Linked DNA regions of Homo sapiens: region 1 is linked to region 2. The links are chromatin contacts, found by Hi-C or POLR2A ChIA-PET in ENCODE. All regions are on one chromosome and are shown on one strand. The core of a region is the stretch at or near the end of the contact, and the rest is flanking DNA. Distances in the headings are between cores, read along the strand shown. Region 1 has its middle 65 kb from the start of LINC02519. Region 2 holds the start of LOC124901469 (a long non-coding RNA gene).

What was found. A loop is a pair of places that touch in the nucleus more often than their neighbours do. ChIA-PET counts read pairs that join two places held with the same protein, here RNA polymerase II (POLR2A). Pooled maps may share reads with other maps.
Region 1: a loop to region 2 is called in a map of IMR-90, with 2.6 times the contacts of the local background. The contact joins two enhancer-like sites. A Hi-C loop is called at or near these places in 1 of 168 maps with a recorded cell type or tissue (IMR-90) and 8 of 50 pooled maps. POLR2A ChIA-PET finds 5 or more read pairs at or near these places in 1 of 52 experiments (activated CD8-positive, alpha-beta memory T cell).

The regions. Positions count from the first base shown.
Region 1 is chr6:169,450,287-169,456,656 of GRCh38, forward strand. It overlaps a transcript of WDR27 not described here. Among named protein-coding and RNA genes, the nearest start is that of LINC02519, 65 kb to the left of the region's middle. RefSeq lists an enhancer at 1-508. Within about 2 kb of position 1,870, at least 23 of the 41 ENCODE cell types and tissues checked have a DNase peak (open chromatin) inside an H3K27ac peak, as active enhancers do.
Region 2 is chr6:169,068,839-169,075,814 of GRCh38, forward strand. LOC102724357 (a long non-coding RNA gene) reads left to right here. Exons shown (of 2, transcript NR_134619.1): 2 at 351-586. LOC124901469 (a long non-coding RNA gene) reads left to right here and starts at 6,582. Exons shown (of 2, transcript XR_007059888.1): 1 at 6,582-6,809. RefSeq lists an enhancer at 976-2,175. Within about 2 kb of position 2,300, at least 3 of the 41 ENCODE cell types and tissues checked have a DNase peak (open chromatin) inside an H3K27ac peak, as active enhancers do.

The DNA of each region.
Region 1 (6,370 bases), core at 620-3,119, 380 kb after region 2:
AGGAAGCTGCCTCTGCAGACTCGCGGGAATGCCAGCTCCGGGTTTCATTCCTTTGTTCACTGCTGCTTCCCAAGTGCCAGACGGAGCCTGGAACTCAGTGGCTGCTCTAAAGATACTGTTGAATGAGTAAATGAACGGAATTGCACAGGAGCGAGGCCACAGTTCTACAGCTGAGCTGCCTGTCACGGCCCTCACCCAACCACCACTGCTGGAAATGTGCAGACAGGGTGTGCCTCTCCCGTTTAAGGGAAATGTATTGAGATATCATTCACATACATGGCACGTGCTCAGGGAGCCCCCCAGGATGACAGAGCTCACCCATCACCCCACAGAACGTCTCTGCCCCATCCAGGCAGGCCCCAGAGTACACTGGGTCTGGCTTCTTTAGTCAGAGGTGGTTTGAGTGAGTCTAGAGACTTCATAGAATCTGGGTCACAGAGCAGGCACCCTTTTCCATCTGGTGTCTTCCACTCAGCGTAGCGGTCCCGAGATCCAGCGTGTCTCTGCTAGGATCAGCGGTTTGCTCCTTGGTGTTGCTGAGGAAAATTCTACTGCATGGAACACCACCATCTATCCACACTGGATAGACACCAGATGAGTGCTTCCGCCTGCTGTGAATGAAGCTCCTATGAACAGTCTCATATTAGGTATGAAAGGAAAATAAATCAATCACTAAACAAAGGGGAAAGTCAAGCTGGGAGCTGCCTCCCATCCTATTCCTAAATAAGATAGCTACAAAGATAAAAACGCTGTTCCTCCCTCACAATTTGCTCACAAGGAACTTCCTTGTGGAACAAGGACAGACAGAACTCAATCATCCCTCCGCTCACATGAGACAAACACAGATCGGAATGCTTCCTCCGCCCTGTTGTTTCACCCAGCCAGACTAAGGCATACGTAACTATTCCAGTAAATTGTGCATTCGGTGAAAGGCTAATCAGAAACTTAAAAGAATGCAGCCATTTGTCTCTTATCTACCTACAACCTGGAAGCCCCCTGCGCGCTTTGACTTGTCCTGTCTTTCCAGATAGAACCAATGTACATCATACATATAATGATTGATGTCTCATGTCTCCCTAAAATGTATAAAACCAAGCTGTTCCCCGACCACCATCACCAGGACCTCCTGAGGCTGTGTCACGGCACGTCCTCAACCTTGGCAAAATAACTTTCTAAATTTATTGAGACTTGTCTCAGATACTTTTTGGTTTACAAAGGTGTTTGTGGACATGTATATTCATTTCTCATAGATAAGTACCTAGAAGTTGAATTGCTTAGACATGAGTAAATGTATGTTTAACTTTTTCAGAAACTCCCGAACATATTTCCAAACTATACCGTTTTACACTCTGTCAGCAGAATTTAAAAGTTTCCACTGAACCACATCCTTGTCAACGTTTGGTATTGTCAATATGTTTAAGTTATTGATATTGTTCTAGTGAATGTGTAGAGACATCTCGTTTTGGTTTTAATTTGCATTTTCCTAATGAGGAATAATACTGAGAAATTTTTTCTTTCATATTGTCATATATGTGTCTTCTTTCTTAAAGTGCCTAGTCAAATATTTTGCTCATTTTTTATTGCTTTTTATTATAAACTGTGTTTTTTTAAATATTATCTTAACACACGTCTTTTGGCTGATATAATATTGTAAATATTTTCTCCCATTCTGTGGTCTACTTATTGTTTCCTAATGCTGTCTTTTGAAGAGCAAAATATTTTTCTCCATTTATGGAGACAAGATGGTCAACTTAGCTATTCCAAAATGTTTTTAAAATTCTAGTTTGTTTTAAAACAACCACAGCAAACTGCATGGATTTGTTCCACATCTTTGAAAGAAAAACATTATTTTATTTATTTCACAGTGGAAGATAAGTCAGTAAGGCCCCACTTCGGCAGGTTTTGTTTTCGTTTCCTCATGCCTCTGCAATGCTCGGAGTCACCCACGCCTTACTCACTGCGGCTGGAACGAACCCAGACTCCTCACTCCTCCCACAGCCTCTGGCGCAGGGCGCTCCTTGCTTGAAAGAAACGTTTGCGATTTTTAGTGGAAACGTCCGTGTTTTCTTGGTAACTGGTAAATGGCTGTAGATTACTGACACGCGGTCCTTTGTACGTAACAGAAGGCTTTGAGTGTTTCTGTGAGGATCACCCTGTGAAGAAACGGCTGCAGTGAGAGCAGCCGAGGCGGGACGCAGCCCCGGACGTGGGGTCAGAGAGGAGCCGTGCGTGGGGTCAGAGAGGAGCCGTGCGTGGGGTCAGAGAGGAGCCGTGCGTGGGGTCAGAGAGGAGCCGTGCGTGGGGTCAGAGAGGAGCTGAGTTCAGGACGGGCATGGCAGCCGCAGGAGGAGGGCAAGGCGGAGCCCAGGAGGGGCAAAGTGGACAAAGCCAGGGCTGGAGAGGGGAGACCCAGGATCAGCACCACGTTCCACGGGGATGGCACAGAAGCCTGAGAGGCCACGGCCAAATGTGGAAATTGGCTTTGCCAAATCTTGCATTTCAGAGAGAAAAGGCAATATGGCATTAATGCTTGCCTTGTTTAATTTTCGTAATTTTCCCTTTCTTCCTGCCAATAGCTTGCTTTGTTATCCGGAGGGTAGCCACGGTTTTAGCTCACAGTGATGTCAACTTGAAGCTTCTCTCCACAAGCAGCTGTGACCTCAGCTGCCGTGCAGTCAGCTTCCCCGGCCTCCCTCCCCAGCCTCCCTGGTCTCCCAGGCACAAGGCTGGGCACTGGCTTCAGAGTGGCTGCAAGGGCACGGCCCCCAGGCCTAGGGCTGATCAGCGTGAACAGTACCCAGCACACTTGCTTCAAAAAGTAAGAAGATATAGAACACAAGCTGCTTGTTCTCATGACTATAGCACAAACTATAAAACAAAACATCTTCCTCCAGAACACGGCAAGCTGGATGGACAGTGATCTGGACAAAAATTTGCTGTAGGTTTTGTAACTGGGGTTCAGTGAGGACCAGGCTCCCCAGAGCATACATGTGGAGACAATTAAGTTGATCCCATTTTCCAAGACTCAGAGGAGATGTATTTATATTAGGAATATAAACTTGCTATTAATGCAACTTCAGAATGTCCAGGTCATCCGTTGGGAAAAAAAAAAGAGTAAGTCTAGGGCTGGTTCGTGCTGTTGCTACATGGAGGGAATCCACATCCAAGCCTGCCGCTCACATGCTGGGACACATTGCCTCAGCCTCCATCTCTGGGAGTCCCACGCTTTCTCTCCTGGGTTGTCCCACTATTCCTTTTGAAGTCCTCATGTTAGTGACAGTTCAATTTTCTCTTCACCTTCAAAATTGCAGAGAACCTAATTTCTACTGACCAGTCAAGCTTGTTTCATTTATCTTCCATGTTAACTTCAATTAAAATGTTAACCATCTGGAATCTTTGGCCTCTTATGTGACAAAAATAGGCATTAAATTGTATCATTTCTTAAATTCTCTGTTGAAAAGTCCAAATACGTTACTGAATATGATACAGATTAGTAAGAATTTGGGCTCATTAAATGTAAGATAATTTCATAGCTTAAGGTAATTTCACACCCCAAGGGACTTATAACCTAAACACAAAGCAGATCACCAACATTAACTGTCAGCTGTCCACTGGAGAACTATCTCAGACAAAAAAATAAAATTTGGATTAGCTCTCCATGGTGCACAATACTTTCATGAACCATCTCTTTTGGGTTGGCAGCTGCAGTGTGTTCTGAGAGTATGTTAATGCTACAATAACAGTAAAAATAAAATTAAGTTGGGAACATACAGAAAAAAAGAAATTGATTACATTATTCCTAATGACGACCTGAATCAAAGTTGGCACTAAATAAATTTTTGTCAGAAAGGAGAAAAGAAATGAGAGAAATAAAAGAGAGGAGGCAGGATTTTATATTCTGCTCCCTTTTTGGAAAAACATATTTGTGTGAGCTATATGAAATTGCTATTCAAAACCATTTGCATGTTGGTCATTGGGTATGGCTCAGTCTAGTCTTATCACCACGGAGATATCTGCTAGGTATCTGAGAAAGATTTCTTGGTGGTCCTGTCAAACGGTGAGTTGGTGCTGCCACCTGGTTCCTCCAGGCTGCTTGACCTGCATGTGGGTACATGACTCACACAGGTTATCTTTTTCTCCATTAAGTAGCCAATCATTTGCCAAACAGTGATAACAGCACCTTTACTCTGAAAACACCCAGGCGTCCTCCTTCAATAAGTCTGAAATACACACAGTTTTCTTTAAGCTAAGGAAAAAGAATGAGCTCCCACATCTGCAAAGAATGCCTTAAACAGAATGTCAAAAACGAACAGATATTGTTTATTCCAGCATGTTCAGACCACCCCCCTTGGTGGCCAGACTTGGGACCACGATCACATTCTTGCTTTGTTGTCTAAAGAACATGGACTTGCCAAAGTTGTGCAAGCCCCATGACATGTGCCACATGATATGAATCATCTTATCACGCAAGCACCAGAAGGAATCTTCACAGCCTGTAATCACGGAGACAGCAGGCTAGACAGAGCCGGGGCTCATCCTTCCTCCCCTGCACATCCATGGCTGGGCTGCCAGGGCTGCAGGTGGACAGCACTTGTCCACAGGTGTGTGCCCAGCCGTGGGCTCCTCACCAGCCTGTGTCCACTCGGTTGGTGAAGCAGGACCACCACAGATCAAGAAAGCTGTCCTGGGGCATGGGTGAGCAAAGACTGCGGGCTCTGGTACCAGGCGACCCGGCCTAGTGTCTGAACCTGGACTTTCCTTGAGACCTGAGCGCCCTGGCCTGCAGCTGAGCCCTCCCGGACACCCTGGCTGCTCTGTCCTGCGTGAGGTGCAGCTGGAAAGCCTGGCTCAGTCCTCGTCACACAGACCTTGGAAAAGGCCAGGGCCTCTCAGCCTGATCAAGTCGACAGACTTTGCACGGGAGCAGTATGCCTTTAAATGGATTTTCCAAGACAGAATGTCATGGCTTCTCTCTGTGGCACAGCTCTTGATAAGTATTTGGAAAGTGAGGCTAAGAATAACAACAATGCCTATCAAACACACAGGTCTATTAGAACAATGAGACGATGAATTGGAATCAAGTGAAAACTAAAAAGCTCTACATAAACATGTTATTTTTATTACTACCTTTTGATGAAGGCAGAGCAACCAACCAGTTTTACGTTACAACACACTGTTCACTACTTCAGAACATTTCATTATGGATAGAATAGTACAGATAAAAAATAAACATGATACATCCCACCATTAGAAAGGCAGATCTCTAAGGCATCCACTCACAGCACCACCTACTCCTCCTCTGAGTGGTGTGGGGAGCACTGCTGATCGGAACCAGGCAGGGAAGCCTCTTGAGTCTACAGTGGCCAAGTCCTTCACCCCAGGCCAGAGGCCACACCAGAGCCCTGCCCTCCATGCCCCCTGGCTTTGTTCTCTGCTTTCCTGGCTGCTGTCTTCCTAGAAAGTCTTCATGGGCAGAGGACTTATACTGCTATTCTTATGCTGCAACCTGACACAGCTCTCTTCCTAGCAGTGGCTTTGCCAAGTTTGTTTTGTCCTAAGTCTTCCCCTGATAGAGGTCTCTAATAGATTTGGTATTTTACATATTAGAGTTTTCTTCTTTGACATTTATTCAGCAATTATTATTTAGATTAAATAATTTTATATTTCTTTTTCTTAAAGTCACATTTGACATTGGAAAAATTTATATAAAAACCATAGCAATATGTGTCAGAAACAGTATGTCAAAATTTTAAATGATTTACTGAAATTAAGAATATTAAATAAGACTCTGGGCTTTCTACATCTGCTTTATTTATCTATTTTTAGCTAGTTTTAAATAAATTTCATTTTAACCAAGGGGAAACAATATATTTTAAAATGTTTAGGTAACTCTAAGTATTGGAAAAATAAAAATGAGTTATTCTAAACTTTTGCTTCTCAAAAATATTACGAGAAAAATGCAGGCACATTTATGGTCGATGTGTGAAAGTTCCAGTAAGGATCCCAGGAAGTCAACCCTGTGACATTTCTTAGAAGGTGAGGTCACAGCACACTGCGTCTCTTGTGAAAATAGAGACAAGTGGTGGCTGGTGAAGCTCTGGGTGGGATGAAAGCCCCCAGCTCCCTGGTTTCACGGATAAAAGAGACCACTCTAGATCAGGGCATTCCGGCTGGTCCCAGGAGTCCTCACATGGGGCATCACAGGCTGCTGAGGTTATCTGGAATCTTGAATTGCCTTGGAAGCATCCTCATTCTTCTAGGATCTTATAACCGTGGGGTCCTGGGATCTTAGGAGTCTGATACATGCAGAGTCAATTCCCAGGACAGGCAGCCTCTGGAGCCCTGCCTCAGTTGTTCAATCATCAACTGT
Region 2 (6,976 bases), core at 1,050-3,549:
ATACTTTTTTATCTGAATTGGCTTTTGCACATGAGACAGGCAAAGGGTTTAAAAATAGTTACACCATAGTCCATTGACTTCTCATTTTTATCACTTACACGGATAAGTCATTTTTAAAAATCAAGGGTATCTTTTTGATGTGCACCTAGCATTTGCGTGAGGGTGGTGTGTTAACACTGGAAAATAGGGCTAATTCAGACTTCCTTGTTACCGGGCCCCAGTTTTTAAGTGATCTGGAAGTCCTGAGTGGATTGTGTATCCACTGAGCTACTGCCCATTGTCTGGTAGTTCTCAGAGGACCGTGCAGAAACTGATAGGAAGTGAAATACTATTTGTGTTCGCTTGTGTAGGTGAATACATCTCCAGGATGAGGCCACCCATTTTGGCTTCCACTAACCCGGAGGAACCTGGAGCAAGGAAACCAAAGGAAGTATTCAGGAAGCTTCAGATTTGACTGCTGGCATTATAGGCAAGAATTACACACACATGACTTACTGTTCACTATTGGTGAGAACTCGTGTTCTCATTTCGGGCAATGTTTAGAATGAAGCTCCATTAAACATGCTTGCTCCGAGGAATATCCTTAGAACGGCCATGCTTCTTATTGTGATTGTTATGTTATTTTAAGGTAATTCTTGCCTTTTGGCTGGTTGATTGCATTCTTTAGTTTGAGGCTATGCTTCTGACCTCATTACTCCAATGTCCATCTGCGTCAGCGTCACCTTGACAACAAGAGCAGGGGATGCGTCTTGCATGAGTGGGTGGCCAAAGAGACAAACCTCTGGCTTTCTGGGAGCTCCTAGCGTTCTCCTTGAAACCCTTAACACATATGTGTTTTCTCTGCTCTACATTAGATCTCTAGACTTATCCTACAAAGCTGAAACTGTACTGTTTGACCTACAACCTCCCATTTCCCAGGTGTTCATTCCTGCTCCTTACACTGGTAATTTGCCAAGAGAGTAAATTTTAGGTTACCTTACTGTGATGGTTAATACTGAGTGTCAACTTGATTGGATTGAAGGATACAAAGTATTGATCCTGGGTTTGTCTGTGAGGGTGTTGCCAAGGGAGATCCACATTTGAGTCAGTTGTCTGGGAAAGGCAGACCCACCCTTAATCTGAGTGGGCACCATCTAATCAGCTGCCAGTGAATATAAAGCAGGCAGAAAAACTTGAAACGAGAGGCTGGCCTAGCCTCCCAGCCTACATCTTTCTCCTGTGCTGGATGCTTCTTGCCCTTGAACATCAGAATCCAAATTCTTCATTTTTGGAACTTGGCCTGGCTCTCCTTGCTCCTCAGCCTGCAGACCGCCTATTGTGGGACCCTGTGATTGGGTGAGTTAATACTTAATAAACTCCTCTTTTACATATACATCTATTGCATTAGCTCTGTACCTCTAGAGAACCCTGACTGATACACTTACCATGCCCGCACACACACAGCAACTGTGTGAAATGATGTCCGCATTAATTGGCTTGACTGTAGTCCTTGCTTCCCTATGAGTGTGCATGACCAGATCACTGGATCCAAACAGCGTGTCACACACCTTAAATACATGCAATACAGTAAATTAAAACTATGACGTTCCCATGTGTTCTTAGCATGATGAAAAAGAAATGCCAGATTCACAGTGTGTTTTCTGGGGAGAGCAAAGAGGGGAAATTTATGTGCCAAACTGGAGTCCCTTAAAAGAAAATGAATTTCAGATATTTCAGCCTGCTCTCACCAGGAGGGGTTCTCTGCTAATAATTGTGAAGGAACGCGATAGTCAGAGGCACAGAGGGCCTGAGTGCAGCTTTAATAACTTTGGACAGGACCTGGGTCCTGAGCGTGAGTCACGCTGAGGTCGCTGTGAACGGCTGAGCCCTGGGCTGTGAGTCAGCCCCTCGAGGCGCATGATACAGCTTCAGGCTCCACCAACAGTAGGTGCTTAGAGACTCATGGGCTGCTGGGTTATGACCGAATGAATCAGCCTGAGGGAGAAGATGGTTTTACGACAGAAAGTGGGACTGTGGTGCCAATTTTCTGTTTGAGTTTTGTGTGTCTACACAGTTTGACAAAAATGGCATTTTATTTAAGCATTGTGCACATTTCTTAGAGAATCCGAGGTGACCTATCTTGAGAAAAGGAATTCAAGCTGGACCGACCACAGACCTCGTGCTAAGCATTGGAATCATTGCCCTGCCAGATAGCATTTCAACATCTATTTCCATCCTTCTTCACAATATTACTTTTAACTGATGTCAAAATAAACAAGCCTAGGAATATCCAAGCAATTTGTTCTCAGAGCGCCTGGTGTCCAGTTCAGTGCCTGGACTGAGTCAATAGCACTGTGAGTGATAACATTCTTTATACTGTTAACCAAAAAAAAAGATAGGTTCCATGATTTTTTGTGCCCCACGTATTAATACATGGTTGTAGCAATTATTTTCATGCACAAGGACTGTGCACCTACCTGTGTTTTTGATTCTGCATTAAGGAACCATTCATATCAAATGTTATAAACCAGGGAGCTGGGTTTATAGTTAACATACACACATGCACACAAAATAACTGTCAACATTTAAGCAAGTTGCTTACAGATTAAAACTATGTTGACAATAATCGCAAATAGAGTACTATTGACACCTCAGAAGGACTTCTGTTGCCCTCCTCACCCTCCCTCCCTTCCTTCCAGAAGGTGACCCCTAATCTGAGGGCCAACGCTGCAAAGCGGCTCTGTCTGTTTCAAAGCTGAGCACACGTGGTGTCACGTGACACATGGTCTTTTGCGTCTGACCCCTTCTAGTCTGCATGATGTTTGTGGCATTCATCCATGTCCTATGCAGTAGAGAAGATGCCATTCCTGTAAAGTAACTCATTGTAAAAAGAGACACCGTTACTTATTGATACATGCTACTGCTGATAGACATTTGATGTGTTCTCAGTTTGAGGTCATAATGAATAAGACTTCTGTGAACATACTTGATATGGCTTGGCTCTGTGTCCCCACCCAAATCTCATCTCAAATTGTGATCCCCATGTATCGAGGGTGGGACCTGGTAGGAGGTGATTGGATCGTGGGTGCGGTTTCCCCCAGGCTGTTGTGATAGTGAGGAAGTCTCATGAGAGCTGATGGTTTAAAGGTGGCGCTCCTCACTTGGTTCTTGGTTCTCTCTCTCTCCTGCTGCCTTGTGACGAAGGTATTTGCTTCTCCTTCACCTTCCTCCATGATTGTAAGTTTCCTGAGGCCTCCCCAGCCATGCTGAACTGTGAGTCAATTAAACCTCTTTCCTCTATAAATGACCCAGTTTCAGGCAGTTCCTTACAGCAGTGTGAAAATGGATGAATACAACACCGTGTGCTTCCTTGGTGCTCATATGCACGTTTATGATGTCTGATGTCGCGGCAATGAATATGTCTTCACAGGACGCCAGCTGCAACCATCTGCAATCCACTGCTGCCTTAGTGTGAAGGCTGCACTGCCTGGGAGCTGTTCCTCAGCAACATTCACGTGGATAGGAAGGCTTAGCGGAGCCCGTCCTTGGGGAGGCGCTGGGCTTCTCTGACCGCTGGCTTTGGCCTTGGGGCTCTGCAGCAGCAGTGGCAGTCTCTCAGTCTACAAAGAGGTCCAAGATGCATCCTCCCAGCCTCCTTTCTCTCTGTCCTCCTCTGGGGTAGAACTCGAGTCCCAGCCTGGCCACTCTCCCACATTGTTTCCCTTGCACAGGCATTCCTCCTTGTAAAATCCTCACCCAGTTAATGTCAGTGTGGCCTCTGCTCCCCGGAGCCCCGGACCACCCAGGGTCCTGCCCAGATCCTCTTAGATTCCATGCACAGCGTGCGTCTGTGGGTTTGCTGCTTGGGGTCCACACCACAGACCTCATGAGAGTATCCAGAGGCTGTGGAACAGGGTGTCCCATCGGGAGGGAGGAGTGCTTAGGAATCCAAAGCCCCAGATGAGTCTGTGGCCTGGGAGTGACCGGGCAAAAGCCCCTTGCACTCGCCTCAAGGCAGGACATATCCCGAGACGCAGTTTCTACTTCAGTGCCCTTTGACAGATCCGGCTGAGGCTGGGACTTCACCTGAAATCCAAGGTTTGAAGAGAATGGCAGGAGTTTGAAGTTGTTCCTGAGAATTAGGGAGCGAATTTTGACCAGGGAATCACAGCTAGGGAGAGGCCAGAGCTAAGGACCCACTTGGCGCTGTAACTGGGGGCATCCCGAGAGCCGCACTCACCCGAATTGAACCAAACGCATCAGGACCACAGTGTGTCTACATTTCAAAAGTACCTTATTCTTATTGACACAGCAGATTTGTACACAAGAATAAACAATATGAACCAACACTTTATGGTTTTTATTTAAAAGTGTGCCTTTGAGAAGTGATGAAAAAGCAGAATTTTCTGGAGAAAAACTTGGGAATCAGATGATGAAATCACTTTCCAAAATATGACTTTACATTAGAATGTCTGCTAGAGAAGCCTGGAATCTGGATAAGACCAACAACAGGAGGCTGCAGCTCCTACACCAGCCCCACCCTGATGTTCTGGGTGGCCTGGAGCAAGGAATGGGATTCCTGGGTTTCCTGACTCCACATCCTGAGAGGCTGCACCAGCCCCAGAGCAGCCCAGTTGAACGGACGGAGCAGCAGGGCTGGGGTCAAGTGGAATGCTCCCAACCCCTGCTAGGAATGCTGACCATCACCATGGGTCTTCATAAATACCCTGTGGCTATAGAAGTATTTGGGAATTCACCAAGATATCCCAGCTGCCTCTCCTACAGAATTCTTCATCTTGACCCTAGATAATTACTGCATTGCAAATTCAGAAAACTATGTGACCAGCTTCATGCCAGAGAGCCACTCGGGGCTGTGAAAGAGTTTAGCCATGACACACAGTGCATTGCAGGAGAACGGCCTTCTCTGTGTAATGAGACCCCTACGGCTGCAAACCTCGGTGCTTTCATTACAGTTCCATCTTAGCAAAATTATTTCACTCCTTGAAGCCTCAGTTCCCATATGTGTAAAATGGGGAAATAGCTCAACCTCCCAGGAGCACAGGCAGGTATTCCAAAGACATGGACAATTACTAGTGTAAACTGGGATCCATTTCTTGAAAGTAAGCATTTTGATAAGAGAGAAAAATAAAGTATATTTTTAAAGGCCAAAATAGTTTGTTTTGTTTTGTTTTGTTTCTTTGAGATGGAGTCTCACTCTGTCACCCAGGCTGGATGGAGTGCAGTGGCACGATCTCGGCTCACTGCAACCTCCACCTCCCGGGTTCAAGCAATTCTCCTGTCTCAACCTCTCGAGTAGCTGGGACTACAGGTGCACACCACCACCCCCAGCTAATTTTCATATTTTCAGTAGAGACAAGGTTTCACCTTATTGGTCAGGCTGGTATCGAACTCCTGACCTTAGGTGATCCCCCCCGCCTCTGCCTCCCAAGGTGCTGGGATTACAGGTGTGAGCCACTGTGCCCGGCCAAGATTTTTAAAAGTCTATGTGATGATATTGGCAGATCACATAACATACCATTAAGTATAGTTTGCTGAAAAAAAAAAATGCTTTGGAATCTGATACACGTTAGTTGCAATTCCTGTCTGTCACTCATGGACATATACATCTTCATCAAATAAATGTTTATTGCTTTCCTACCAAGCTTTTGCCCCAAATTCTTAATACATACAATTGAATTCCTTTCCTAAAATGGATATCATGATTCCCACTCTGAGGACTAACTGTGATTAGAAATGAATGGCCCTGACCGGAGCGTCTTACAGAATGTTGGCCTCACAGGGACCCCCTGGCTTCTTTTTATCATATCCCTCTAGTCCCCTGGAACTGCTGTAAATAAGCCATGTGGATTTATCATTTCTGCTTGAGGGAAAGTTTGTCTTGGCATATTTGGAAAAAATAAACAAACTAAAGATATTGGGCAGCTTGAGAATAAGCCAGGGGCTGCCCTATGCTACAAGTCTTCAGAAATGAGTCGGGATGATACTTCAACCCCACTTGGATCAAAGACTTGGAAATGAGGAAAGGAAAATCATACCTAAGGTCACTTCCGAAGGTCAGAGGATATCTGAAGGCATGTGAGGATGTGAGGAAGGCTCTGGATTTACTGTTTCCGGCTAACGCTATTCAGAAGTGTTAATGAAATAGTCACTAAAGCTTCTCATGTGCTTCCCATGTGTTTACTTGTGTGTAAGGACCATACAGTTTGATAAGACAGTATTTGTGCACAAAGAAACAATCTAAGAACATACATTTAGCTGCTAAGATGTATGACATAAACTTTGTCTACTTTGACAGCCAGAAAAAAAATGGAAACTCAGTGAGGGCTGAGGCATTCTTGCACAGCGGGAATGAGCGTTGTTTTGGAGGAGCCATGGACACACTGCTTAGTTTTCGTTTTCAGCATGTGGCCAACAGCTCAGGCAAGGAGAAGAGAAGTTGCAGGCTCCCTTCTTGGCTGTGGCAGCTAACGCGGGAGGAGTTGCATTGGGTCGTGGACACGTGGCCTGCTTCTCTTCCACTGAAAAACTGCACAGATGCAGAGAAATTCTGCAAAGCTCATTCGGAAAACATTTCACAACAACGGAATGACACGACCAAGCTGCACACGATCTTTAGTTCTTAATACAAAGATCGGAAAGAAAATAAATCAGAAAGGATATTACATCACATTACATTTTCTGGTGAAGCAGTTTAGCCATGTCTCTTACTGAGGTCTGAACCACCACAGGACATGAACGCAGGGGAGCGACTGAGGAGCGTGGAGGTCAGTTCCTCTGGGGTGTGGAGGACGTGACGGCGTTTACTTGAGGTAAACCTCGCAAGGGGGAGAAGTTTGCTCAAAAAGTCTTTAAATAACAAATGAGGGAGATTCTATTTTATTCCATAAGCAATGGATAGGCAGCCAAGTTTTCTTGAGAAAAAATAGACACAATTTGAGCAATTCTAGCATATGGTTAGAAATTTATGTCTGGCACA